Regions from separate parts of the Homo sapiens genome. Here all the other regions are linked to region 6. Evidence: chromatin loops called from intact Hi-C (ENCODE). Cell type or tissue: PC-9. All regions are shown on one strand.

The links. Peaks named below come from ENCODE experiments on the same cell type or tissue, not always from the same donor. Only the 100,000 strongest peaks of a DNase experiment are listed, where the experiment ranks them.
Region 1: a loop joins it to region 6, with 9 times the contacts of the local background. A loop is called at or near these places in 24 of 110 quality-filtered maps.
Region 2: it touches region 6 in a loop (9-fold over the local background); 8 of 110 quality-filtered maps call a loop at or near these places.
Region 3: a loop joins it to region 6, with 8 times the contacts of the local background. A loop is called at or near these places in 19 of 110 quality-filtered maps.
Region 4: it touches region 6 in a loop (8-fold over the local background); 89 of 110 quality-filtered maps call a loop at or near these places.
Region 5: it touches region 6 in a loop (13-fold over the local background); 11 of 110 quality-filtered maps call a loop at or near these places.
Region 7: a loop joins it to region 6, with 8 times the contacts of the local background. A loop is called at or near these places in 43 of 110 quality-filtered maps.

The regions. Positions count from the first base shown.
Region 1 is chr2:150,609,331-150,613,330 of GRCh38, reverse strand. No RefSeq gene overlaps it. Among named protein-coding and RNA genes, the nearest start is that of LINC02612, 18 kb to the left of the region's middle. In PC-9, CTCF peaks have their summits at 2,252 and 2,451 (motif pointing right); no DNase peak of the experiment used is centred here.
Region 2 is chr2:150,909,797-150,913,796 of GRCh38, reverse strand. No RefSeq gene overlaps it. Among named protein-coding and RNA genes, the nearest start is that of LINC02612, 280 kb to the right of the region's middle. In PC-9, no CTCF peak of the experiment used is centred here; a DNase peak (open chromatin) is centred at 1,656; H3K27ac peaks cover 1,001 bases.
Region 3 is chr2:151,236,878-151,240,877 of GRCh38, reverse strand. No RefSeq gene overlaps it. Among named protein-coding and RNA genes, the nearest start is that of RBM43, 23 kb to the left of the region's middle. In PC-9, a CTCF peak has its summit at 1,850 (motif pointing right); DNase peaks (open chromatin) are centred at 1,867 and 3,057.
Region 4 is chr2:149,595,960-149,599,959 of GRCh38, reverse strand. All of the region lies in intron 1 of MMADHC-DT (MMADHC divergent transcript), which reads right to left. Among named protein-coding and RNA genes, the nearest start is that of MMADHC, 10 kb to the right of the region's middle. In PC-9, a CTCF peak has its summit at 2,238 (motif pointing left); a DNase peak (open chromatin) is centred at 2,169.
Region 5 is chr2:151,050,275-151,054,274 of GRCh38, reverse strand. LOC105373686 (a long non-coding RNA gene) reads left to right here and starts at 3,694. Exons shown (of 4, transcript XR_002959484.1): 1 at 3,694-3,767. In PC-9, a CTCF peak has its summit at 2,475 (motif pointing right); no DNase peak of the experiment used is centred here.
Region 6 is chr2:150,485,483-150,489,482 of GRCh38, reverse strand. RND3 (Rho family GTPase 3) reads left to right here and starts at 1,816. Exons shown (of 6, transcript NM_005168.5): 1 at 1,816-1,934; 2 at 2,028-2,215; 3 at 2,702-2,789. The coding sequence starts at 2,066. In PC-9, CTCF peaks have their summits at 1,427 and 1,629; DNase peaks (open chromatin) are centred at 1,732 and 3,182; H3K4me3 peaks cover 2,236 bases; H3K27ac peaks cover 2,253 bases.
Region 7 is chr2:149,797,109-149,801,108 of GRCh38, reverse strand. The region is part of intron 2 of MMADHC-DT (MMADHC divergent transcript); the gene reads right to left. All of the region lies in intron 3 of LINC01931 (long intergenic non-protein coding RNA 1931), which reads left to right. Among named protein-coding and RNA genes, the nearest start is that of LINC01931, 60 kb to the left of the region's middle. In PC-9, a CTCF peak has its summit at 1,584; no DNase peak of the experiment used is centred here.

The sequences.
Region 1 (4,000 bases), 120 kb before region 6:
CTTTTTCGGCAATTTCAAAACCTGGATGTTAGTTTCCCGTTCCTTTTCCAATTCTCTTTGTTTATAGGAAAGCATTTCTGGTTACTTTCTAGACTTTGATTACTGGCTAAAGGATGATCAGTTCTCCTGGCAAATTTGAACAGTTGTCTGTGTTTACATCTGTTCCTTATCAGGAGCACCCTGTACTAGACTGGATGTTGGCATGCTGCAGACTTCCTTCTCTTTGGCCAAGTGCCTATTTTAAAACAGTACAACCTCCAAGATTTTCCTCGAGGTCATTATCAACACCTCCCAACAGCATGAGGGCAGGAGGGTGGGAGAGATTTCTTTCTGCTGGGTTTACTTCCCCAATACATGGGAGGCTTTTTCCCCTTTCTTTGAAAATAGTTTGAAGTATCTGTATCATCGCTTTCATTGTCTTGCACCAATGCTTTGTCTTGGATTGATTTATCAGTCTCTGCCTTGTTCTTTTCATTGTCTATGCATAAGACCCTGGCAGCATAGCTGCCCTAATAATTCTCTTCTTGATATTGCCATGCTTTTCAAACATGTTGTCCCAAATGTGCTCCTAAAGGAAGGTAGGCTCAACCTCTGTGTATGTTTGTGTTGATGATTTTGCAGCTGAACAAACAAACATCTGAGGTGCTTGATGAATAGTACCAATTAAAAAGTATCTACCAACAAGGCATATTATTTAAAGACAAAATTTTGTGCATGGATGGACTATGCGGAATTTTCATAATTATTCATTTTCCAGTTATCAGTTATAGAGAACGTGTGCAATTTAGCAAGCCCCCAAGTTTGTCAAGTTTGAACACTTACCTTCAGAAGCAGTAGTGCAGAATAGAAAGTACATGGACTCCAGACCAGACAAACTTGGATCCAAATCCTGGTTCTACCATATAAGAGCTCTCAGGGCCTCATCTCTCCATTTATAAAATAGGAACTATATTTATTATGCAAGATTGCAGTTAAGATACATCCCTATATAAAAAGTGCTTGGAAAATACTAGGTACCCCCCAAATGGTAGCCACTTTAACTTTATTATTGATTTTCCTGAAAATGCCCTTAGTCTGCCTCACTCAGGTGCTCTCACTGGCATGATTAGCTATTATTCTCGTATTTCATAAACCACATTTGGCTTTAATGAAACCATACATATGTCCATCTGGAAAGTAAGTTCAAAAAATAAATATAACTCCACAAAATGATGAAATAGCCTCTTGGGAAGACCAAAACACTCACAGACTGAGGATTTTTAGGTAGGTCAGAGAAATTTTGCCTAGGAGTAAACAATCAATGCCTACTTTTTCATTAAATTCCAGGAAAACTATATCAATATGTCTAGAGTCTATATTTCTAAGCTTCCATTTTTGCAATTCCTTCACGGTAAACTTCATTGTACTCAATTTATCTCCCTAGAAAACCAATGTTGTTCTGGGATATGATTGGCCTCAAGGAACATTTCATTATCTGACTCAATTCTCAAAAGTTTTCTAAGATACTTTGTGAATGGGATTTAAATAATTTGTTTTATTTTAAAGAAAAGGATCATTTCTCAGGAAACATAGTCATTCCTGCCTCTTAGATTTAAAAAAAAGATATAAATGGGATGGGGTCTTTCAATCTGACAGTGGAGAAAACCCTTATAGAACTTGCCACTCCTAGGAATTCCCATGGGGCAAATGGTTTCATCTAAACATTGATCTGATCCCAGTGAACCAGAGAAAAATTTTTGAGCCAAAAAAGCCTTCTATAAAAATTGTAACAGAAAATTAAGTGTTTTGAGTCATAATGAGGATATCCACAAACAATTTCTGGCAATTCTGTTATTTAATAAATTTGTATCTTACAATTAATCCAAAGTATGTATAAAAAGTTACCATGCATATGAAAAAACAAGAATAACTATTTATCCAAAACTATTTTGCATGTTTAAAATAAATCTTTTGAATCAATCACTCTTTTGATGCTTTATTATGCATAGGACTAGAGTGGAGCATTATTTTAATTAATTCATCATTGTTACATCCAAGATCATTTGTTATTTTCGTAGTACCTTCTGTATTTCCACTAAGTACTTTAAACTACTTCACCACATTTTAATGACAAGTCATATGAAAGTCCCTTGACATATGGCCTCTAATATGATCTCTAGCCTAGTATTTCCAAATGATCTGAATTTTGTTACTATGAGATTTCTAATGAAAGGTAGAATTCTTTCAACTGATAGAATTAATTTTTAGACTCAAACCATCCTGTAGGCTCCCCAGGCAAAAGGTAGCTTCATCATTGGTTAGAGTAAGGAAAAAGAGATTGCTGGAGAAATGTGGGGTAAGACTGATGCTGAAGTCAGGCAGAGGTTGGGCCCTGGGTACCTGAGAAAAGCATAGCTGCGTCAAGGATCATCAACTTTGACATTTACTACCTGTTTCCTCCAGAAGGTGGTGCTTGTCAGTCACGCCTGGATGGTTGTGAGACTGGAATAGATCCTGATTCTTCATGTTTCTTAATTCTGTGAGAATCTTTCCTCGTGAAAAGAAGCCACAGAATGTAGAAGCATTACTATATCGGCAACAAAGCATGTTTTAGCACATCTACGACTTCTACATGATATGCATTGTAGGAGTTCATGGTAAAGGAATGGTTGAGGTTACAGCAGAAAATTCACAGAATCATAAAATGTTCAACTAACAAAACTTCAAAGGTCATCAGTTGTAAGAGTTCTTAACAACCCCCTACGAGGTGTGTGAATTGATTTTAGAACATCTGTAAACTTCTAGAAGTCGCCTGCAAATTTCATGTTGTATTTATCCATGAGGGTTCACAGTTTTCATTATATTCCCAAAGGTCCCCCAAAATAAATAAGATTTAGTAACATTCATTTTGCAAAGGAGGAAGCTGAGGCATGGCATGGTTAAGCAACTTGCTTATGTCTCCTTCAGAATATCAGTGGTGGTGCTGGTGATGGAGTCCTATTTTCCTGAGCAATGCTGCATCTACACAAAATTCCAACAAAATTTCTTCATTTTTGGAAATAGAAGTGTTTACAAGGTACTCTGCTAAGTTTGTTTCTGAATCATGTCCAAATAACTGTAAGTTTGGTTAAATACTCAAAGCTATTAGCATTACACTAATGATTTTGAAAATGCTTGTTTGACCAAATGTTTCCGTTTTGATTGATTATGTTGGTATTATCCAGACATATACAAATAACAGCACACTCCCATGACCATGATCCTGTAAATATTCTGGCATCTCCCCCATTAGCAATAAAATGATTCAGCACAAATATGCAGCATAAAAGGGAGAAAAATGGGAAACATGTGTCTGAGTTCTCCACGTGAAATCTGGAGTCATTAAGGGAATGATTTGTATTCTGCACCCTAAGCATGCAGTAAGTTAGCAACCATGGAATCCAGCAAAGTCAAAAGGAACAGTAAGATTGCGAGGGATATTTCCAAAGGAGAGAAAACCACAATTCTTGTTTTGAAACCAAAATAACTCAAAGGCTAAAACCAGTTTGAAAACATTTATACAAGACAAATGCAAAATCTCGTACTCTTGTGATATGATGTGGTTTCTAAAGATTTAGGGTAGGATGGTAAAAAGACAAATATGCTGAGAAAACCTACAGACTAATAATTGCTAAATAACAGTTTTTGTTTTGTTTTTTGTGTTTGTTTTGTTTTTGATTTTTCTTGTTTAAAACGGAGTTTCGCTCTGTCGCCAGGCTGGAGTGCAGTGGCACGATCTTGGCTTACTGCATCCTCCACCTCCCGGGTTCAAGCGATTTTCCTGCCTTAGCCTCCTGAGTAGCTGGGATTACAGGTGCATGGCACCACACCCAGCTAATTTTTTGTATTTTAAGTAGAGACAGGATTTTGCCATGTTGGGCAGCCTGGTCTTGAACTCCTGACCTCAGGTGATCCACCCTCCTTGGCCTCCCAAAGTGCTGGGATTACAGGTGTGAGCCACTGCACCTGGCCACAAAACAGT
Region 2 (4,000 bases), 420 kb before region 6:
AGTTTGGTTCCACCAGTTTCAGGGACAGAAGAGGGTGTGTACCAACCAATAAGGACAATTACTTAATGGATAAATCTTGTCTATTTCACAAAACTTACATGTCCAAGCAGTAGCCTGTTGGAACTTCTATGACCTACTGCAGAAAACCAGATTACCATTAGGGCTACATATCTTCCATTTTAGCTGTTTTTTTCTTATTATTACTTGACATCTCACATACCCTGTTAATAGGAAGTCCAGGGTCTCCCTCGGGAAGCAACATCTCTCCCTTCACCTGTTTCTGCCTTTATCCTGATCAATTTAAAGAATCTGAAGCCAACTCAGTCTACTTCTAAAAGATAAGTCAGTCCTTTTTTCAAATACCAAATAGAACAGATTCATGATCAGATTTTGCCAAGACCTGTCAATATCACCAAGTGCTGCCCCTGGAAATGACTACCACTGCGCATCATTCAGTTCTGACCTGGACTAGGGTAAGGTACCTAGCAAAGTCCTTTCCCCTTGGCCACAGTGATTGGTTTAGAGTAGTTATCTGACCTGAACTGGATCACTTGCATGAAGTACAAGACTTCGGTTCTATGTTTGCGGGAAGAAAAGTGAGCCCCTACAGGTCTCGACGTCTTGACGAAGAATGACAGCAGCCACCCTGGATCAAGAGCAAGACAGAGGATGAGGCTGCTGCCTTGCAAGACAAAGCCTAGAAATGGAGGGACCAGGAGCCTCTGCGGCATTGCTGGGTTGCTGAATCCACTCTTGCAGGGAACCCAGAACATGCTGAATGTTTCAATTACACAAGGGAATGAATAAAGGCCATTACGGTAAAAGATAGTTTAAGTTGCACATTTGTTTTTTATAAGTAAAATAAACTCTAACTGGTATAACATAAAAAACCATTTGTAGTTCTCAGCTGTTCAATTAATTGAATAAACTAGTTGCTGCTCACTTGCATAAGGACTCCTAAATATACACTTAAATTCTTATTATAATAAATGTTTCCCATGGTGAAATATCTATACAGGAAAATTTTTCTAAAGTTTTTGTTAGAAATAGATAACAGCTGAGGAAAAAAATCCCCCCAGAAAACTTCTATCAGGAAAGAGAAATCAGATGAAATGTTTGAAAATGAGCTTTTTAGTACTCAAAGTCTAAACCTCCAACTGTTGGCTCTCCTGACCCCTGTCCTGCGTGTACAGGGCCGATGTTCCACTACTAGGGAGTTATAGGAAGGGCCGGTGCAAAATTAGCCCTTAGGTAACCATTTGTGGCTTGTATGATTGAGGAAGACATAAAATGCATCCATCGATTCTGAGTTACTTGATTCCTGGTAGGGGAGGGGATGGGGACTGAGTTAAGCAGGTGAGTTAAATAAATGTTTAAATAAGGTTTTCTGAACTGGGTTTTTGGGAACCACAAAGTTGGGTTTCAGATTCCTAGTCAGTAATAGAAACCCCCTATCCTTCCTCTCCAGTGCAGAAATAAAGCCAGTTTTGGGATTAATAAGATTAACACGCTGCTGGTCTTACTTCTTGGACTTGGAGCTCTGTGGCACCAGGGCAGCCTGAGTTGCCGGCTGGTTTCACAACCATGACTGTGGTCCTCACAGTGACAGGAGGGACACACCACACGGGAGAGCTCTTCCCCCAAGATCGAGTTATTTTTCTTGCGTAGCACTCCTTATGCAACCAGTATTGTGACTAAGCACTTCCACCCCAAAGATTCCTTCAAAAACATTTTCCTGGCTCCAAATGAGTGCATTCTACTTTGTTTTGCTTTACTGCTTCTTTTTCGTTCCTTCTCAGTTATTGAAATAAAACTGAGAGCCAAATCATAAACTTTGATTTTGTGTTTGACCTCAAGTTTGCTCTGGTCGTTTCTTTCATCCTTTCTTTTTCCCATCAAGCAAGTGCTTCTTCAGTTTACTAGCAACATGCCTGCTAAAGCATATTGCACAATATGTGGCTCGCCACGTGACAGTGACGGTAGAAAATGTAGTTTAGGGCCTAAAACATTGTAGGTATGCCAGCTGCCATGACATCAGTATTGTTAATGCTATGGTTATTCTTTTTATATCAGCTTTTCATATCTCACTTTACAGATTAAGCAAAACAGCTAGCCAATATCTCTGTTTTTTATTGCATTCATAGAATATTATTTTTATTTGTGGGACATATTCTAAATACAGGCATGTGGCACCTTAAGCAGATCCAGTATAGCATACAAAATCTAGATTTATACATTTGTTTGTAATTTTTTTAAAAAGCTAGTTCTCTTTTTGAAATTTAAATATAAGTTGATGACTTTAGTTTTTAGTTTTTTTTTTTTTTTAAATAAAGTTACTGATTTTATTAAGGGGAATTCCCTGATGTGGTCCTTGTGACAGGCAGCTCCAAAAAGGTGTTTACTATTAACCAGTGTCCTCAGCAGGCTTTCTGGGCTCGGCAGATGTGACCTGACACAAACAAATCCACTGTGGTTTTACCTACTAGGATTTGTTTTCATTGTTATTCTAGTCTAATTTTTCATTCGGACAGTGAAATTGGTATTCCATGCAAATTTTCTGGGTATCTGTCCTTTGCTTCATTTTTCAAGTTGCATAATTTAGTCACATTATTTTCATTTGCCTCTATAGCTTTGGTTTACTTTTTTTTTTTTGTATGTTAAGCAAAAACAAAACCAAAAAGCTTTACTCCTTTTTTCTCTACAATAAATCTCTATTTTAAGTATTGATTTGCAAATATGTCTGTCATGATAGTTTTGGGGTGCTTTCCTTCCACTTTTATTTTTATACTAGAAGAGGAATTTACTGAAATCCTTAAAGTTATCTGGCAATTCAATCAGATGCTGCACCTCATTTAAATGTGTTCAGCAATTGTCACGACTGGCATCATTAACTTCTATATTCTTATCTGCTATAATTGGTGATTGATGATGAAGGTTTCTAATCACAGGTGTGATGATGGTTCAGTTGGGCTCAGTGATGTTAAGGCTGAGTGAGCACCTCCTTTACAGCCTTTCTTTCATTCCTTAGCTCAAAATGAGCAAATAATTTTCTATAGCAATCAACCATTCTAATCTTTAGGGAATCTTAACTTATTTTCATCCTATGCTTTAAAACACTATCATTGTGAGTCTTCATACACAGATACCATGTGCCAAAATACTTGGTTCATTTACTTGACAATTAAACCAACCAATCAAGAAATTTGAAACAACAATAAAAATAAAATTTTTAGGTAGATGTGATTATGTTTTGTTTCAATAAATGTAAACAAATAAATAGATATATAGAGAATAGTTCAGATGAAATTAGTAAAAATTGACTAAATTTTGTATAAATCAATTTTATAAATGTGACAACATGAACCACATTTTAAAGAAAAATAACAGAAAAATGGTGTTAAATCCTAGTCTTTGGGGAGGAAAAGTGATTGTACCATATTTTATAAATAAGAATTTTGAGAACAATGAATATAATTTTATTTATGTTAGTAGAGCAATTGTAAGAAGAAGGAATTAAAGTTATGATAATCATACTGGTTAAAAGTGAATTAAAGTAACAGACTACTTTTGGAAACAGTTTGGCAAAGCTCACTGGACTCAATGGAGGAAAGGTATATAAAAACATATATTGGCAGATGGTTTCCTAAATGATAATTGTTGTTAAAGCTAATATTGCCGAATTTGGAAAAACACAGGAAACCTGATGGCCAATTCTAAGGAGGAAAAGAAACATCGTTTTATAGAAACAATTCATTTGATATATAATAAATAAACATCATGAGCTCATTTGGGGGAATCCATGTGCATGTTACTAATTTAAGCTAAGCCTTAATGTTAAAACTCATCTCTCAAGTGCCAGTAACCCTTAATAATTGCCACAATAAGCCATCACTTACTATTTCCCTACCATGTGCAAAACTCTGATAGAAAGACTGTGACAGTACAAGGAACTGTAAGCCAGCACCTCTTTCATCTTTGAGACTAGTGGTAGAGATGGGCA
Region 3 (4,000 bases), 750 kb before region 6:
CACCCTTGCCCATCTCAGGCAGTCTTCTAGCTCTACTCCTGTGGTCTTTTTTTTTTTTGGCCCAGATATGGAGGAAATTTCTCATTCCAGCCTCAGAATGATTTGTAGTGGGAATATTTACTGTCTTGCTCTCATCTCCCCAACATATAATTGCAAAAATAAAACAATCTGACACTGGTACATTTCCTGAGATCTGAGCTGTCCAGTTGTAGCCAAGGTCATCCTGATAGAGAATGATGTAAATACTATAAACAGTTATCTATGGGTCCTATTTATGTCATTCCTAGAAGAAAACCTCGGGATTCACTGGAGACTGAGGAGTAAATCAACACTATCCACAGTCAAATCAGGTTTGAGCTGGGCTGCATTGAATTCACAATCAATCAGAACTGTATTGGATTTTGTTGCTGAACCTTAGCTTTTGGTGAAGAATTCAAAGGTGGCAATGTTTTCCTAAATTTGGCATTCTTTTGACACAGCTGAAAAAATTTCTTACACGTGCAAGAGACCAGTGTTGAAGAGCTATGTTATTGCTATCCTGAGAATTCCTATATAAGGGACTTAGGGTGTGTTCATTAGATGAAACTAATTTACACCTGGCCCCACTCTTCAATTCAGCTTTATTTCTTCTTTCAGGAATGCACCTTTTAAAAATGGCTTGTGGCAGAGTAGCTATAGTTTTAAAACATAAATACACAAAAGTGTCTATAAAACTATGCATTTCTATATACTCAGAGATGAAGAGGTTATTCATGGTAAACAAGCCTTCCTAGATTGGGTGTATGTTTTCTTGCCCTTGCTTTCTTTTTTAAAATACCATTTATAATACTTTGTACAATCAATTATTATTTTAAAGTACATTAATTTAGCAGATGTCAATTATTTGTAACACTTTCTATGCTTCCCTTTTCTTGCTACCTGGTGCCAAGGCCTGGTCCTAAGGATTATTACAAACTGTGTGTATGTTTTTCTTTCATTTTGCCTCTCATCTTTTTTACTTTTTTTTTTTTTGAGACACGGTCTCACTCTGTCATCCAGGGTGGAGTGCAGTGGTGCAATCTCGGTTGCAGTGGTGCAATCTCGGTGCAGCCTCGCCCTCCCGGGCTCAAGCGATTCTCCTACCTCAGCCTCCCGAGTAGCTGGAACTAGAGGCTCATTTTTCTATTTTTTTGTAGAACAGGGTTTTGCCATGTTGGGCAGGCTGGTCTGGAACTCCTGGGCTCAAGTGATCCGCCCAGCTCGGCCTCCCAAAGCGCTGGGATTACAGGCGTGAGCCATCGTGCCTGTCCCTCTCTTCTGTTCTATTTTTATCCATTCGATGCCATATCAGAAACAACGGTAAGAATTTATTGCTTTTAGAGGAACCTCTGTCTACTCCCAATTCTAACCCAAATGCAGGGATGAGTAAAATGAAAAAGTGGCAGTTTGAAATAAAGGAGCTATTAAAACAGTAGGAGTACCTTGGAAACAGCAGCAAGACTTCTGGTAGAGATGATGATGTTACTTTGATGTTGTTGCTGTTGTTGTTTTAAAGAAGCCTTTGCACTCCTATATGATGATGTTACTTTGAATGGTGGACTGTGACATCTTCTTCCACAGACTGAGGAATAAACATGTAGCTTCTGACTCTGGACTTGATATTCAGTAATCGTTATCTTTCATTATCAAAGATAATGAAATAATTCCTTCCTTATTGTTGAGTGGTATGACATAAGAAATACGCAGCTAAAAGGGCATATATCATGGAACTATTTACAATGGGATTATTTTTCTATTTCTAAATTGGTTTGAGAATCAGAGGCTGTTATAATCTGAAAAAGCACTAGAGGGAGCCAGATCCCTGTCTGAGGAATTCTTTCCTCTGGTGGGGAAACACTGCTTGTAGCCCACATTTAAATCAGCTGTGCTGGCTTCAGTGGCGCAATGAGTTAGCGTGGTACTTATAAATCAGCTTGCAGACTTGTGAATTTTGTGCCCAGCCTTAGACATATAATTTCAGGCAAAAATTCCCATATGTATCTTTAATAGAAAAGGGATTTTAGCATTACCAAGATATCATTATGTATTTTTTACTTGTTATTTTTATTTTTTTGTGGAGCTCAGTTCACATTTTTTTTTAGCTCAGTTCACAGACATGATTCCACGTGCATTAGAGATTTAAGAATCACAGATCTTAGAGGGTAAAGTGTTACACAATAAAGGGACCTAAGAGACTTCCAAATACAATTGGTGGACCGTGTTTGGATTATGATTCAAGCAAAGAGTGATAAGAAGATGCTGGTGAGACAACTAGGGAAATTTGAACAGGAAGACAATCTTATATCATATTATGGGATTACTCTTAATCTTTTTCGGTGTCATAATGATATCTTGGGGCTGGGCATTGTGGCTCATGCCTGTAATCCCAGCACTTTGGGAGGCCACAGTGGGAGGACTGCCTGAGCCCAGGAGTCTGAGACCAGCCTGGGTAACATGGCAAGACTCCATCTCCACAAAAAAAAAAAAAATAAAAAATAAATAATGATATCTTCTAAAATCCCTTTTCTATTAAATATAAATATGGGAATTGAAAGTATGTGTGCGTGTGTGGAGAGAGGTGGGAAGATAATAGAAGAAACAAGATTGACAACATCTGGTAATTGTTGGAGCTGGAGTTCATTATGCTATTTATTCTCCCTTTGTGAATGTTTTAAATTTACCTTTAAAAGTGAAAATGAAAAAGTAGAGACACTATATTCTTACAATATATATTTATGATGTAGTTTACCACCATTTATGGCTAATGTGTATTTCTTAGGTTGCAAACTAAATTTGCAAGAAAATATCACCTTTCCCCATAATTGAATTTAATTTCTAGTTTGAAGTTTTATTTTACTAGATGTCAGAAACCAAATATCAATTAATTCAGAGTAACCTCACATTGCACTGAGTCAAAAAATTAATTCAAGATCATCTTGGTCAATTCTGGATTTTTCCCACCTCATCTGCCAGCAGAATTGCTAAGTGAAAGTGAGTGAGAGGTGGTGCTGGTGAGTCAGGGGCTGGTCCTTGGTTGTCACCTCCTGAGTCAGATATCTAGTCAGACAACCTTCACCTTCTCTTGGGTAGGTTTGTCCTTGCAAATAACAGCCACATTGTCTGACGACCATCCGTAAAACCTCCCCAGATCTGCCTCTCCCTAGCTCTGTCAAACCTCCCTAGGGATGGGGAAACATTCAGAGGCTTTCACTCTGGCTTTCTCAGCTCTGCCCTTGTGGCCATTTCCGCTGTATTGCTCCAACACTATGTTTGTCATGGAAGGTCCTGGAACACTTCTCTAGGACATTTGCCACTTCCACAGGTTCTATTTGGGAACAAAGGCATTTTCTGCTTTCAAACCCTTAACAAATCTAGGGGCTTCAGTGTTCAGTCCTCAGAGACTAGGGATGTACACAGGCCACGTTCTAATATCTAATATCTCTTCCTGAATATCTCTTCCTGCAATGTCTAATATCTCTTCCTGAAGCCTGTGTTGTCTTCGTCTGGTCTGGTGGGTAGACTTAGCTCATAATCTATAATGATTGCTTATAGCATAAACATACCCAAAGTCCTTCAGAGCTCTGGATGCAGAGAAAGGTCACAGGTTCACAGAAATCATGAAGAAAAATTTTCTTCAATTAACATAATAAAATACTGTGCTATTGAATAATTTTAATTCAAAACTTAACATTTGCTTCTCACCACATAAATAAACTAGTGAAGCAGTAGTAAATAGTAGTTGTGAATGTAGGTTCTGGGCTTAGAGACCAGTGTTCTAATCCTGCCTCTGTCTTTTTAGTACGGATCAGGCACAAATTAAAGTTTCTAAATCTCATTTTTTTTTTTTTTTTTTTTTTTTTGAGTCAGAGTCTTGCTCTGTCGCCCAGGCTGGAGTTCAGTGGCGCGATCGCGGCTCACTGCAAGCTCTACCTCCCGGGTTCACACCATTCTCCTGCCTCAGCCTCCCGAGTAGCTGGGACTA
Region 4 (4,000 bases), 890 kb after region 6:
GATCCACCCTCAATGTGGGCAGATACCTTTCAATTGGCTGGGGGCCCAGATGGAATAAAAGGGTGGAGAAAGGGCAAAATCTTGCTCTGTCTTCTAAAGCTAGGATAACTTCTTCCCGCTGCTCTTGAATGTTACAACTCCCCTTCTCAGCTTTTGGACTCTGGGAAACACACCAGCAACCCCCAGGCTCCCAGGTTTTTGGCCTTGGACTGAGAGTTATGCTATTGGCTTCCTTGGTTCTGAAGCCTTCACACTTTGCAGTGAGCCATGCTACCAGTTGCCCTGGTTCTCTAGCTTGCAGACGTCTATCATGGGACTTCTCAGCCTCCATAATCAACTGAGCTAATTCATATATCTTATCAGTTCTGCCTCTCTGGAGAACCATGACTAAAACACCTATTGATTACTTATAATATGCCAGAAATGTTCTAAGTAATTTATACATATTGTCATTTAATTATCATAGTTCCAAATAGATGGGCACTATTATTAAACCCATTCTACAGATGTAGTCCTAAGGCACTTGCCCAATGTAGATGTACGATGCTTTAGGAGTTCAGAAACAGGAGAAGGAGAAATTCAGGACCAGGAGGAACAATGAGGACTGTATTAGCCTAGAGAAGTTGTCATGGAAGGTATAAGACTTGAGCTAGCTCTTGCAAAGGTATATGCTAATGACTACCAGAATTGTCACACCAAATGTCACAATCTAATATTATCAAAGATCTAGTACTTCAGCAGAGTAATTTAAATCAATTCCTCAGATCTCTCAACATTTATTAAATACCTATTATGTTTTAGCCTCCGCAATCAAAGAGATAAACAAAAAATGGCTATCTATTGAAAATGTATATATGATACTCAGCATATTACTAGATGTCACTGGGGTACAGCCCCCACTTTTGAAAAGCTTGTAATCTAGTTGGTCATGTGTGTGTGTGTGTGCATGTGTGTGTATATGTACACGTGTGCAAACTAATTAAAAAGCAACTAAGACTAGGTTATAATCATGAGCTACACTGAGCAATGCTCTATGATTCAGGAAAGCAGATTTCTGTGAATTACCCAGATAGCTTCATGGAGGAGATGGCTTGGAGCTGATATTGAAAAAGCAGCCACATTTATATAAGTAAAGGAAGCAGGAAGAATTTACCAGCTGGTGATAACAAGATGAGAAGGACTTAGGTAGGGATAAGCATAGTTGGTGTGACTAAGAGTGAATAATATTAAAAGATAGCTGAAAATAAAGTCACACATGTAAAGGGGGCAAGAGGGACACAAATTGGACATTAAAATTAACTCAAATCCCAGATTGTTGTTGAGAATATAGGCTTGATAATTTTCATCCTCAAACGCTAACTAAATCTTTCTGTTTTACTTATGCAGGAGAAAGGGCAGAAATATAAGACAGAGTGCAGAGAATACTAAAAATAATAGAAAAAAATAAGGTTTCAAAGACCATCTGATATGTAAGTAATTTCCTTGGAATTCAGAAATATCAATAAAATTTAAAACAGAGAATGTTACCTGATCCAAGATTTTATTTTTAAGCCCAAATCTTCTGTAAGCAATTAACAAACAGGCATCACTGATCCCACTAAACATCATCAAACCATATAGAAAATGCGAACTTTATATCAAAGAGCAGCATGAATACTGACATCCCCATGGGCTGGTGACGTGCCTGCACTGCTCAAATGACAGGGCACTGGGCCTTCCATGCGTCCAGGGGATATTCCCACTGTAATGTGTCAGCAGATTTGCAAATGTTCTCGGTGACAGCAGCACACAGTCCAGGAATATATCCTTACCCCTGTGCTCAGCTCAGATCGCCTCAGTGCAACGTCGCTCTGCCCTGCGGGGTCCCTCTAATGGCCCCAACTGCCAATGAAACACCTTCATCATCTCTGTATCTAAAATTGGACGAAGGTATCAAGTTTGGCTGCCTGATGAGACTAATTAAGTACTTTGCAGAGATGTGAAGAAGTAATCAGTCCTAGCCAGTGAGAAAAGAAAAAGAAAATATGAAGGAAACCCCTAGAGGTGACTCTGACACAGTTCCTGTCTCTATTGATGATTCATAAGATCACAGCTGAAAGAACCTCTACCATAAATCGAGGACCTGTGTTAACAGCAGGAAACGAAACATCATCTCACAACTCTTCCCCCACTAATTCAGCACATCAACCCCGCATCCTAAAATCGTTACATTGCTGTATACTGACACCTAGTGTCCAGAGTTAGGTGAGCCCAAAGGCAACATTTTTTTCGGTCAAACTGTGGGACATGGCTCTCTCCCGCATCAGGTTTCCTGGTGTGATTCCTCCCTCTGCTTCAGGGCATCCACGTGAAAGTGTCATTAAGAATTTACTTTAGTACAGTTAAACTCCCATTTTGTGGCCTACCCTCCTCAAGTACTTTGAAACTGCAAAGTGTTCCCCAGGACGACCCTGCTTTCTGCTGAGCACACAGCGAACTCCCACCTTTCCTTCTTCTTCCTCTCCTTCAGTATCAGGATGTGGTCTTTCTTTATATAAAGTCTATATATTTTAATAGCATTATTTGCTATACCAAATATAATTGGAAAGAGAAAGCTGTACCAGAAATGCCTCAGAATTGTTCATAATAGCAACATGTAAGTGGCTTTCGAATTATTTCATTTTGGAGAGTCACCTCTTCCCTCCTTCTACTCCCACAACCACACAGTGAGACAGAGAAAGAGATGTTAATGAATAATCAAAAGTCAACAGAATAACAGCACAAAAAAAAATCAAAAATAATCCCAAGGAGTAAGTACTTAAGTGACTCTATTTTATTCTAAGCACTCTTTAGAGATAAGCCAGAGCCGTTTCTAGACAGGAAGTGTAAAAATTTTTGAAGACGTGAGCTTTCAGATAGCAATAATTTCTCTCAAGACCATTTTTAGATCTACATTACTGTCTTTGAGTCAGACTTTTTCCATACAGGCAAAATAGAAGATGTAAGCAATTAGATGAGATTGGTGAGTAGAAGATGCATGAATGTAGATAGCATTTGGTCTTGGAGTTAGATTTTCCAGTTTGCTGTGCAATACATGGGACATAGTCATACTAAAAAATTATTCATTGTCATCTCGGCCTTAGCACCATTTTCTTGAAAACCTCTGTGCCATAAGAGCCAAGTGGAGGAAGAAGCGAATGCACAGGTTGAAGCGCAAAAGAAGAAAGATGAGTCAGATGTCCAAGTAAACCACTAGCTTCTTGTACCATGGAGGCCACAGGAGCAGAAACATGGAATGCTAGACGCTGGAGATGCTGGTACAAGTTGTAGGACTGCATGCTACTGTCCAGAGCTTATCTCATGATCTAGAACTTCATCGCCCTCTGATCGCCAATCACCTCTAAGACCCATGTTGCTCATAACCAAAACTGCCCATTTTGGTCCTTTGCCCTAGACCTGTGACATTCTGGACTATTTATGTGTTTACTTGTGGCCGAGTGTAACAACCATACAATAAATCATCTCTTCCGCTGTCTTAGCTGAAGAATTAAAAAGAAATCATTGTTTACATGAAATCAAACTTTATATCAAACTTACCTGGCTGTCCAGTATTTTATCAGGCAACGCTATTTGGGGTGGGGAAAAAAAAAATACCTAACTAGGAAAAGTAACTAGGCTCCTAGTGAAACCTGAGTCATTTTTATGGAAATGGGTGCTATAGTGGGGTTCCAAAGATCAAATATAAAAGTGAAAGCCCAATGCCATAAGCATTCAAGTACTACCTTGCATTTATTTAATGCTTCATAATTGGTAGAGCATTTCATATTTATTATATTATCTGGATCCTCCTCTTGACAACCCTTATGTGGGTATTTTTATGCACACTAAAAGACTCAGAGATGTTAAGGAATTGTCATTGTAATCTGCACGAGGCTATAAGGAAAAGACAGAATTCGAATCCAAGTCTCCCAGTATGGTGCAGTGTCTACAAATACAGAAAAAGTTCCTTTGAATACTGCAC
Region 5 (4,000 bases), 560 kb before region 6:
CTGGCATTTCTACTAGTAATGTGACAATAGGCACGTCATCGATTGCTCTAAGCCTCAGTTTTTGCATTTGTAAAAAGTGGACAATAATATGTTGCCTTGCTCAGCCTACATCAAAGTAAGGCTGTGAGAATGAAATGGGTTATATACGTGAAAGCCCTTCAAAGTGCTCTACATGTAAGAATTACAGTATCACCCCCTAAGTCTTTCCAACAAAATCATCTTATAGATTATTCAAGTCATGTAATCATAAATGAGAACATCTGAAAGGGTTACCGATGCCACCCTATGTCCTTTATAATATCCCAGGTCAGGTAAGAGGCCACCCACTCCTTGTATATATTGTCAAGGAAGCCAAGAAAATAAGAGTGACATTTCCAATATGTAGTGGGACCAAAAGCCCAAATACAAAGATAGAAAGGGCAATGACTAAGCACCACATGAAAGAAATAAAAAACTTACCAGGTGTTGGCACATTTCTGCTGTGGCTCATGAAGTAAGGATGATGCTGTTGCTATGCAGAAACAAAATATTTGGAAGTGACAAATTAATCTTATTTTCAGTTTGTGCCCCAGTGTATTTGTTTGCAGGACGTGCACTGTTCATTGACAAGATATAAGAAGACCTAAAGGGAACTAGAGGAAAATAGAACAGGCAGGGGAAAACGAATGTAAAATACTTGGGCTATTTAACTTGAAGGAAAAACTAAAGATTACTCAGCTTTAGATCACTGAAGAGTGATCTAATAATTGGCTTTTAGGAAACACAGAGATTTATTGTATAGAGTACAGTGTACAGTTGGCACTCAACAAAGAACTCACAAGTCTGTTGGAGTTCACAGACACTGGCCTTCAGGGAGAGTCACAGAAAATTGAAGAAAGGTGCCCTATCAGGAACAATGGCCCCTCTGCCATCAAGTCCATTTGGTATCTAAACCAGTTCAAAGAGATGTTTTCATCTCTCATTTTTAGAGACATAATTGATCCTAGATGGGATTAAGGGTGGAATGACATGGAAGAGCTGGATCTGAAGCATGCTCTTGGAGAAGAGCTGATGATTGACACCAGGAAAATTCAGAGCCAGGAGACAAGGAGAGGTAACTGCTTAGCAGCTCTTAAGCCTTCAGAGATGACAGAATCTGCTTTGGTTGCCTGAAGAGATTGTCCTCCACATTAGACAGATAAGGATGGAAAAAACATAATAAGCAGCTTTTTGTAATTGACATGTGGGATGAAACTGGCAGGCAGAGAAGCTCAACCTACATCAAGATAAGCTTGGCTTGTGGTCAGGCTGAAGGACTTGTCTTGAGATTTTTCAAGTTAGTAGGAATGACTTCCAGACTGAAAAGCACTGTAAGGGAAAAAAGATGCACAAAACACCAAGTGTCCTCTATGGGTTTGTGGACAGACTTTCCACATTGTTAATGGAAATGATTTGTCACATTTTATAGAGTTAGTACACATGGAATGAATCTGTGTTCGTACTTCTGAAGGTCAGAGTCCCATATACTATTCACCTGAATTTTATAGACTAAGTAGTAGATTAGAAATACCTTCACCAAGCAGGCCAGATCAATTGCAGATCTCTTAGAACATGGACAGATTTCCTGTGTATGACACTGTCATCTGTCTTTATAAACCACTGGACACAGGCCTGACTACCTTCTAGATTACTAAACTCATTTGAGAATAGAACATGATACAAAGAATTAAAGGGGTAAGAAACAAGATTTAGCAGTTGCCATATTTTGCTGTATTTTCCATTCATTTTTCTTTTGGGAAAGATTTTGTTATGTGATCTAGTTAAAAAGAAATTTTACAGAACCTGTTAATACATAAAACTGAAGAACATTTTTCTTAAGTATTTTAAACTATAAGACAAAGTCTGAGCAGCTATCATACTTTATATAGTGAATTGTTAGAGGTCTTTTGAAAACCAAGAGTTTTGGTCACCTTGACTTTATTTCGTTTTTTCCTTGCTATACCTGATGATAAATCATTGCTTGGAGTGATGTAATGTGCACTTGTGTCTCAAGTTCATGTTTGTACTGCGTTTATACAGAAAACATGCTCCTTTACAGAGTGAAGTCAATGTACATCTCCTTTACAGAGTGAAGTCAATGTACATCACAGGTTAGCCCTGGAAAATGTTGTTTGCTTTTCTGGAATTTGGTTCTGCTCTACATCAAGATTTCAATGTAAAAAGATTAGATTTCCACAGGTGGCTTTGCATTAGTCAGAACTGAAATCAGAGTCTATTACTTCTAAGAGGTCATGGAAAGCAACTAATTCAAGACACATGGGGGTCTTGCCCAACATGATACATATAGTTAATAGAAAAACTAGCACCAGAATGTGTTGAGTGTTCTTTGCATACAACATATTACAGTAACTTTTGACGTAGCTATATCTGGATAATCCCAAAATGGAACTAGACTCGAGTAGAATTGGGATGCACTTGAGGCTATCAGACACTAGGTGGCATCTGTCTCTTTTTGCATCTGATGGGTAGATAATGTTTCAGTTGGATTTGTACATTGAGGGGAAGTAGACAATAATTTGCAATCTATGATCTTCATTCTTGTATAGATTTATGTGAACTAAGCTAGCACCAATGACTCATAAACTAATTTCAGCATTGCAAATGAGAGGTACCAAGTTCTTGGGAGATACAAATAATCTTTGTGAGTACAGAAGTTCTAAAACATATCACTTGCTTAACCTTCTCAGCTTGGGTATTTAATATCTAGAGGGTTTTAAAACTTCATGACTTTATGAAAATTATACAAGGGATTGACTGAGAATTAAGCCATTTTATGGAATGAAAATTATGTTATTATACTACATAAATGTCGATAAAAATTGGAAGTGTGATATTAATTTCTGATGCCCCATTAGTAGAAGTTGGTAAACATATGTAATCAGGTATAGTTAAGGGAATAATTTCTGTTCTAAACCAGTCTAATTTTCTTAAGTTTTTAGGTTCTATGGATCCTACTCTGAGGTTCTAGGAAAAAAAAATTTTCTTCAACTTTCATAAGTTCTTTGTTGAAATGGAGCCCTGTAGCAATAGGCAGATTAATAAGAGAAAAACAAACAAAAATTTATTAACATATATATTTTATAAATACATGGGAAACACCCAGGAGATGAATAGTCTTAAAGAAGTGGCTTTGAATTCCAGATTATATGTATCATCAACAAAGAACAGTGACATTTTAGAGAAATGACAAGACAAAAGACAGGACTTTGAATCTCCAGCAGCAGCCAATGGTGGGCAGGCAGATAAAGGTGAGTTAGTAAAGCTTGTTAATGTAGATTCCTGTCATCCCATCTCCAGGCTGACATGTGTCCAAAGCTGTCTTCAGTGGTTAATTTTTTTCTCTCCCTGGTAGAGAAGGGGGTCAGGATACCTTTTATCTTTGTAAATCTGCTTCCTGCTTTTTGGCAAATAGAGGTAGGGCAGAGAGCTGTACTGCATCTGCTTGTTCTTAATTCAACTTAACAATCCTTCATATTTTGGGGTGGCATATTCTTGTCTCCCACAATGTATTAATGTTTTTCTCTTCTGTGTTTAAAATGCAGATGTGTTCTGAAGTCAAGAGTCTCTGCTTATGAGTAAGGGCTTCTGTGAAATCTCTGTTGCTGGTTAAGTTGCCCTGGACGTGACTTCTTTTTCTTTCCTACAGCTTTGTAGCTTTCTGCGTCTTTAGTCAGAGTACGCTGTTTACCTGGTTGGCTGCCTCTCTTATTTGGTCCCTTGGTGGCAGGGTAAGAGGGAATTAAACTTTGCTCATTTTGGTAGAACTTTTTAAACTTTCAGATACAAGCTGAAAACTGGTCTCCTATTTTATAGAAACATAGATATTACATTTTGCTTTCAAGGAGAATAAGTCTGTAGACAGATCTTATATAGTTGGGCACAGGAGCTATTACAAAATATGAGAACACTATTGTGACTGTTTCCTCTAATGGTCTCTTAGCCTTGCTTTGTTCCTGAATTT
Region 6 (4,000 bases):
ACGTCACTTGCATTTCCTCATAATTACCATTATGACTCCTATTTTACAGATGATGAAATTGAGGCTCAGAGAGGCTAAATAATCCATCCAAAGTCATACAGAAAATGTGAAGTTGGGGACCCAAATACACCTCTTTGTGATCTCCTGCCCCAACTACTATGCCCATTGCTCTTTAAACAAGTAAACAAACGTGAATAATTTGATTAATGTTTCCTGTGTTAAGTAGTTTTGGGAAATGCTAGGTTAAACTATGTTAAATAGTCTGCTTTTCTCTGGGATTTTTAAATGTTTGTAACATTAGTGTGCTTGGCGAATCTTCAGTGAGTGATGTGGGTACAGTGTCGCCCTCACTAATTGGGCCATGGCACCCTTTGTGTCAGGAGGGAACTAAAGCTCAGAAGAACAAACATTGGCAAAGGCTGCTCTAGGAACCCTAGCAGGGCCAGCAACCCGCTTCTCTGTGGGTCAACCCTCCCCTTGTGTAAACACAGACCCACCGATGGAGTCTGAGTCAATGATCTTTGAGGGGGCTCCAATTTTCTCAGCCCCAAATAGGACATCATTCCTGGATCCCCTAGGCTTCAGGGGCCCTACCAGTCCACTACTTACATCAGTGCTTTTGACAACTCTTCATTGTGCCTTTTCACTTCCCATGTTAAACTTTCTGATTTGTTTGTTTTCACCTTATCTTCTCATTTACAAGCCTAGGAGTCTCCACAGGGGACCATATAAGCTGGTTTTGGCCAGTGTGCTACTACATTGTAACAATTGAAACCTCCTGAGCATTTAGGGTGCAGGAGCTGAAGATGAGAAAAAGAAAGACTTCTCATAGAAAAAGAACAAATGTGCGGGCTATTCTGGTCCTTTCTAAGATTTTTGCTTGCGGGGAAGAGTTGGAGGGCTAGGGAGATGGATGTGGAGGAGGACAGAAGAGAGGGTGGAGGGTTGTATCTGCATTTTTCAGCTAAAGATGTTTGTGCCTTCTGAGTCCAGTCTAGGGTGCTTTGATTCCGGGAAGATGGAGGCTATAGATAAAGAATTAATAGTATCAAAATCTGCCCCCCCACCAGTCCCCTCACTGCAAATGTGGGGAGGTGCAACTAAGCTGACAAGTGTTTGGGTCCCTAGCGCAGTAGGGTTGAGTTTCCAATGGCCTTTGTCACTCAGTCATGGGCATCTTCCACTTCTCTTTCTTCTCCCCTCCCACCTCCTGTACCCACCCCTCGAAACCTTTCTGCCTCCACTTGTACGACTGAAACTGACAGGTTTCAGAAGCCAGTCTACTACCGTGACCCAGGCAAGCCTGTTCTTGCATCTGGAATAAAGAGGCTGATCTATTGGTCCATGGCCTATGTACCTGATACAAACCATTAAAAAAAAAAATAGAACCACTCAACTATTCTCCACCCAAGATTTGCTTCCTATGTTTTATCACTGTCCTTTAACTTGGGTGGGAAATGTTTTTGTTTTCATAAATGCTCATGAGGCTTCTACAGATAAGCCCCTATTAAACTATATTTAAAGGGATTGTAGTTCAAATCAGTATGCACAGATACCAGTTTCCCACCTTGCCCTGTGGACTTGTCAGCAAAGCATCTTTGGGATCTTCATGTTGTCTAAGAGCCTTGGTCTAAAATAGATCCCGAATGGGCACCCTAGAGGGCGCACTGCTTACATTTTCGGCATGCAACGCCAACAGCGCTCGCTCCCAGGCTCCATAAAAGGGGAGGAGGCAGATCAGTTTCCTCCTCTCATTGAGAAAGAAGAGGATTGGAAGGCCGGGCGTATAAAGCCGCGCAGAGAGCGTGAAACAAAGCAGTCGGCTCGGAATTGGACTTGGGAGGCGCGGTGAGGAGTCAGGCTTAAAACTTGTTGGAGGGGAGTAACCAGCCTGCTCCTCTCGCTCTCCTCCTCGTCTGCGCCGCGTTTCAGAGGTTGCCCATCAGCCTTGTGATTTATTTTTATATCTGCTTTTTATAAAGAGAGAAATATATATATATATATATATTTTTTTTTTTCTTCTTAAGAGAAAATTCCTGTTCCAAGAGAAAATAAGGCAACATCAATGAAGGAGAGAAGAGCCAGCCAGAAATTATCCAGCAAATCTATCATGGATCCTAATCAGAACGTGAAATGCAAGATAGTTGTGGTGGGAGACAGTCAGTGTGGAAAAACTGCGCTGCTCCATGTCTTCGCCAAGGACTGCTTCCCCGAGGTGAGTGTGGCCGGCCGCGGCTTCCACGAGGGGGTCGGCCAGTGGGATCCCAGTCCCGAGGTGGGCCTCCCCGCTTTCATCCGTTTTCCCTTAAAAAAAAAAAAAAAGAAAAAAAAAAGTCTTTCTCGGTCCTTACTACTTTCCCCTGATTAGACTGCGGGGAAAGGGAAAGTGCGCTGGAAGCTTTTAGGGTTGGGACGCGCCTGCACATGGGCTGGTTAGCTCCTGAAACTTGTTCGTTCCTGTGTGCATAACCTGGGGTTGGGAGATTCGGGTCAGCAGATCTGTGAGAGCCGGGTGGGGTGAGTGGGGAGTAGGACAGGGGTTTCGGAAAGGGTCCATGTGCTTAGTGTGTGGTCTGATGTGTGAAGGTTTTCTTTCTTAACTGGGGAGCGGGGAGGGGAAGGGTGTTCAATGGGTGTCGTGCGTTTAAACGTAACCTCTTTGCCCTCTTTCCTTCCTCTTTTGCCCATTTTGTCTATCCAGAATTACGTTCCTACAGTGTTTGAGAATTACACGGCCAGTTTTGAAATCGACACACAAAGAATAGAGTTGAGCCTGTGGGACACTTCGGGTAAGAGTGGGAGGACCGCGTGGCGCTTGGGGCGGGTTTCCAGTCGCTGGGGGATGCGCGGCGGGTCTCGGGAAACCGCGCGCTACAAGCCGTCTGCGCCCCTCCCAAGGGATTCCCACGGTCCCTGTTGGGCGAAAATTGTATCCCTTCTGGGTGGGGGCGGCAGACGACAGCGTGGACGAGGAGATAGCAGTGGGGAGAGGAGAGCGCTGTGTGCCCGCAGGGTGACCCCGCGGTTGGAGCCACTAGTGGCCAGGCGCAGTCCGCCCGCGGAGTCGTGGTCAAGTCGCCTTGGGTCGGCCGAGGTGGCCCGATACTGTGGGGTGTTGCATGGGCGCTGCGTGCGCCTCGGCGGAACCACCCGGCTCAAGGCGGGCGCCCCTCCTAGATCTAACCTGCTGGTTGGCGGGGAGGCGGGGAGCGCCGCGGGGGTGATGGGAGGCGGGAGAAAATCCCAGAGGCGACGCGGTTACGTGCAATTGCCGCTGTTGAGGGAAAGAAACTGAGCGCAGGCAGCCGCGGCGCCCGTGACGCCTACACCCAGGAATGCGCTGGTGGCGCAGGGGCCGGGCAGCAGCTGAACCTCCTCTTCGCGCTGCCGGCCGCCCGCGGTGCCTCGGTGCCCACCTGTACCGAGCTTTTCCCTTTTTCCCCCACTCCATCCCAGTGATCACGTCCGTTTCCCCTTCACCACACCAGCCCCTCCTGACCTCTATTGCATCCCCCACTCGGCTTGCCTCCAAGGCCGCGGGCAACACTATTCGCCTTTGACCTTCCAGTCTACTTGAATTATTGGCGCCGCGGTGGGTTATATTCATGGGTCTGAGGTTCAAGGCCGGGTTATTGCTTTCCCATGCGCCCACCCACCTACCTGGCGCGCGGTGGTAGGGAGGGCTAGGTACCCTCCCGGTGGGAAGGCATCCGGCCCCCCGGCTGAGTTAGGGGTTTAGGCCAGGTCAAAGGCCGGGGAGTGGCAGGGGGGCACCATCTGAGGTCTTGGGCTGGGACATAGGCACCCGCCGCCCTAACCAGCGGTGTCTAGCGAGTTTGTTTCCAAGAAGGGTGTCGGCTATGGAAAAGCAGGACCCACTGGGAAGGCTGGGTAAAGGCCCCTGCGCTTAGGGCTGGGAATTTAGCAAGGAGCTGGGTTGCTGGCGGACCGAGCCAAATCCGGGTGAAACTGGCGAGGAGGAACGCGCAAGTGCCAACAA
Region 7 (4,000 bases), 690 kb after region 6:
GGAATTTCAAACTGCTCTGTTGTTTGTTTCCCTTTGCTTCCCTGCTGCAAGCAGACAGCAGACAGTCGGCCCAGCTTTGCCTGCAGCAGAAGTGATTGAACAAAGAAATCCCAGGGTCCAAACTGTTCAAAAGACCTTCTGCAAACACTTTAGGGCCAGTGAATTTTCAAAACCTGTGCCTTTTGCTTTAAAATTAAGAAGGGTCAGGATGAACACCCAACTGGATGCTGGAGGGTTGAGGGAATGTTCAATGACTGAAGACAGAGGAGGATTCCTGCAGCCTCTTGAGAGGGTCTGAAATGCAGGTGGGGGTGCGGAGGTCAGCCATGAGGAACATTTGTGAATAGAAAGAAAAAATATGGTATTTCTTTGTCATACACATAGTCCCCTCTTTCAGATTTCTATTCCACAGGTAACTAACCTAATTCAACATTTATCACCGATGGCTGAAACCCAGCTTCCTCTCTGATCAGTTTAGTCTATAGGGTAAATGCTGCTTAAAAATCATCAAGGTGACAGAAGAACTGTGCCTAATTAACACTCTCCTAATACTCCAGCAAATAACAAGCCTGCTGTGGGGGAAAAAATGCATTCACACTTCCTTATCAAATTAGGGCCAAAAAATGCTCCTAATTAGCTAAAATCAATTAATGTGACAGCAAAATGAATGTATTTATACTGTCAGCGAAAGGTATAGCCAGAGAAGTGGGAAATATATAAAGAAGCTGCTGGAGTTTCTTAAAGCAGTTATGAAGGGGCTGATGCTTTGAGAATTTTATCAATGACACCCAGAATCTGAGGGAGATTTACCTTGGAGGCAGCCTCTGTCCTGTATTTGCGGACACCCTGGGATGTTGTAGCACTTGGATGATTCTCATTGTGGTTATTCATTAAAACATGTAGTTAGTTTATCAACAGTCATCATGTAGAGCTAGGTGCTTATTTGCAAACACACGTATAAATGCATTTATACACAAATAAAATAGGTGCCTTAGACTACTACGAGTAGGCTGTTTATGAGTTACATTAGTTATATTTTCTATAAAGTTGTCATGGCTAGTCACTATTTAGCAAACTTTTTTGCTAGGATTATACTCAGTTCAAAATGTGTTGAAGAAAAGTTGTACTTGCTAAATAACTCAGGCTGGGGGTCTTGGCATTACCTCATTTTGATTCTTCTCCACTTCTGGTCTTTTGATTCCAATGCTGAACACATTAGTTAGCTTGAGAGAACTTGTTATTAACAATACAATAAATTGTTCACAAAAATGCTCATATTATGATATGGGGTTAAATGTGATCTAAAATAGGCTTTTTAGAAAGCCTAACAAAAATTCTCATATTATGATATTGGGTTAAATGTGATCTAAGATAACAATCATATTTACCATGACTTATTTCCATTCTGGACCAAGTATTTTTTTAACGGATATTTGGGCAGGTTTTACCACAAAGGTTAGCACCTCCCTTAATTATAGCTGATTCTCACTGAAATCATCATCAAAGATTTCATTTGCGCTCTACAGAGTCAGTGGACACGATGGATGTCAGCTCTCCCCCGTGTGTGGATGGTGTTAGCATCTTGGTATGTTTGTTTACTTAATGAAGTGTCTGGAGGCCTCTACTGGTGTTTAGGAAAATATCAACTGAGACAGAACAATAATTGTAGGAAGATTCTAAGCAGGCAAACCTCCTTTACATGTGAACTTATTCCAAAATCTCAGTTCTCCATTCCTTATCACTCTTTCATTACTGTAAACATTGGTAAGCTGATTATTATCTCCCAGTGTCACCTTTTCTAAGTATGCTGTACAACCACAGGATACCCTGTTTTCTCTGCTGTGGCAAATGCCATCCAGTCCTGCCCATGATAGCTGCACTAAATTATCAGCCTGAAGATTATTTTTTCACCCTCTGTCAGTTTATATCACGTCTGAACTTCCCATTCTCTAGGGATTAGGGCAGCTTTTCCATCAAACCAGCTGTTTGCTTTCTTTTTTTTTTTTTTTCTAATAATGGCAAAACAGCTTTCTTATGAATTAACAGTGTCCATATCAGATGGGAAAAACATAGGTTTCCGTTTCATATCTGTTGTATTTGCAGTCTGGTACAACCGACAATCATAAAACACAGTGAGATGCTGCCGAGAGGAGAGATGGGTGGGAGACAATAAAATCTGGAGCAAAAAGACATAAACTTGATTATAAAATTATTTCCAAAGCATACAAGAAGGGAAAAGGTGATTACCATTAATTGTGACCTTCCAATGCATCATACTTTTAGTAACTTTTCTCAAATATCAATAATATAAGTCATTTATTTCAATAATCAACTGTTCAATAAAATTTATTATAATGTTTACAATAGATAACTCTAGTATTCCTCCACCACTGGAAGAAGATGGCAAAGAAAAGAGAACTATAGAGTTAAGTAACACACCCAGCAAGCTAAATTAATATATACTCATCAATGTATTCCAAAATTCAATACAAGCACACTCTTGAAACACAAGCAAGGGAGATAATTCCTGTTGATTGAATTGTGACATGTCTCAGGTCTACTTCCCTAATAGCAGGTCCTGAGGCTAGGATTCTTAGGCTGGTTTTTGTTTGTTTGTTTTTAAGAAAATGCTCTTGGGGGGACCAGTGGGAGTTAAAGAAGTAAGATGTAAAAGAGAAGCTAAGCAGGAAATTGATTTCTGGTGCACCTAGCCTCAGCCTGTTTCTGTAATTGTACCAGGCTGCTATCTCCCTCCTGGAGGCAAGGCAGTAGGTATTTACCAGTCAAGAAACAACTCTGGCATAGCCCTCAGCCTCCTTTGAATTAGATGGCTCCAGTTGTCCAAAGGATTTCATGTGAGGTATTAGCAGAAGCAACAACAGCAGCCTTCAAAGGAATCCCCAGGTTCTGAGAGAGACGTCAAAAGAGTACACTAAACCATAAGATTCTTTTATGGCGTTTATTAAGAACCAGTGTTCAATCTATATCAAACAAATTTTGTGACTGCCTGGTAAATTTAAAGGCTAATGAGAACCTTTAGGCCCTTTGAGACATGTGTAGATATAAAAGGTTGTAACTTTCTTGACTATCTTGCCTATCCTATCTACGATCCCATTTTTCTACAAGATTCTGAGTAAAAAAAAAAAAAATCAATTGTCTAATGATTTTAAAATGACAGTACAGTTTTCTTTCAATAAAGAAGATAGGCTGGGTGCAGTGGCTCACATCTGTAATCCCAGTATTTTGGAAGGCCAAGGCACGTGTATCACTTGAGGCCAGGAGTTCGAGACCAGCCTGGCCAACATGGCAAAACCCTGTCTCCACTAAAAATACAAAAAAAAAAAAAATAGCCATGCATGTGGTGGTGCATGCCTGTAATCCCAGCTACTCGGAAGGCTGAGGCATGAGAATTGCTTGAGCCTGGGAGGTAGAGATTCCAGTGAGCAGAGATCATGCCATTGCACTCCAGCCTGGGCGACAGAGCAAGACTCTGTCTCAAAAATAAATAAATAAATAAATAAATAACACGAAAGCTTTAAGTATAAGAAATACAAAACTACCTATTAATGTGAGTCATGCAGCTATACTTTTTGGCAAGAGATTTTTAAAGTTATAAATGATATTTGGGGGTAGCTTTTACTATTTTGCAAGGGTTTCAGACTATTCTAATTCCATTTTAATTTTACTACCTATTCATGTAAAAAATATAGTATGGGTTATTTATGAAATTTTAAAGCTCATGGAATTTTAATTGGGTAGAAAAGGAAGCTGAGATTTCACTTACATCTGTCAAGTTCTGCTAAGGAGATCTGCCATAACTCATGCAAGTAGCAAAATGGCACTCACTCATTTTATAGTCAATTATGCATCTGCCATAAGTGAACATTTGTTATGTCAGGTAATGTCAGAAAGGATTTCTGAACATGTCTTCACAGTCTCTTAAACGTTAGAGCATGATCCCCACCTCAACTAAACATTCTTCTAAATGGGCACTAGACCA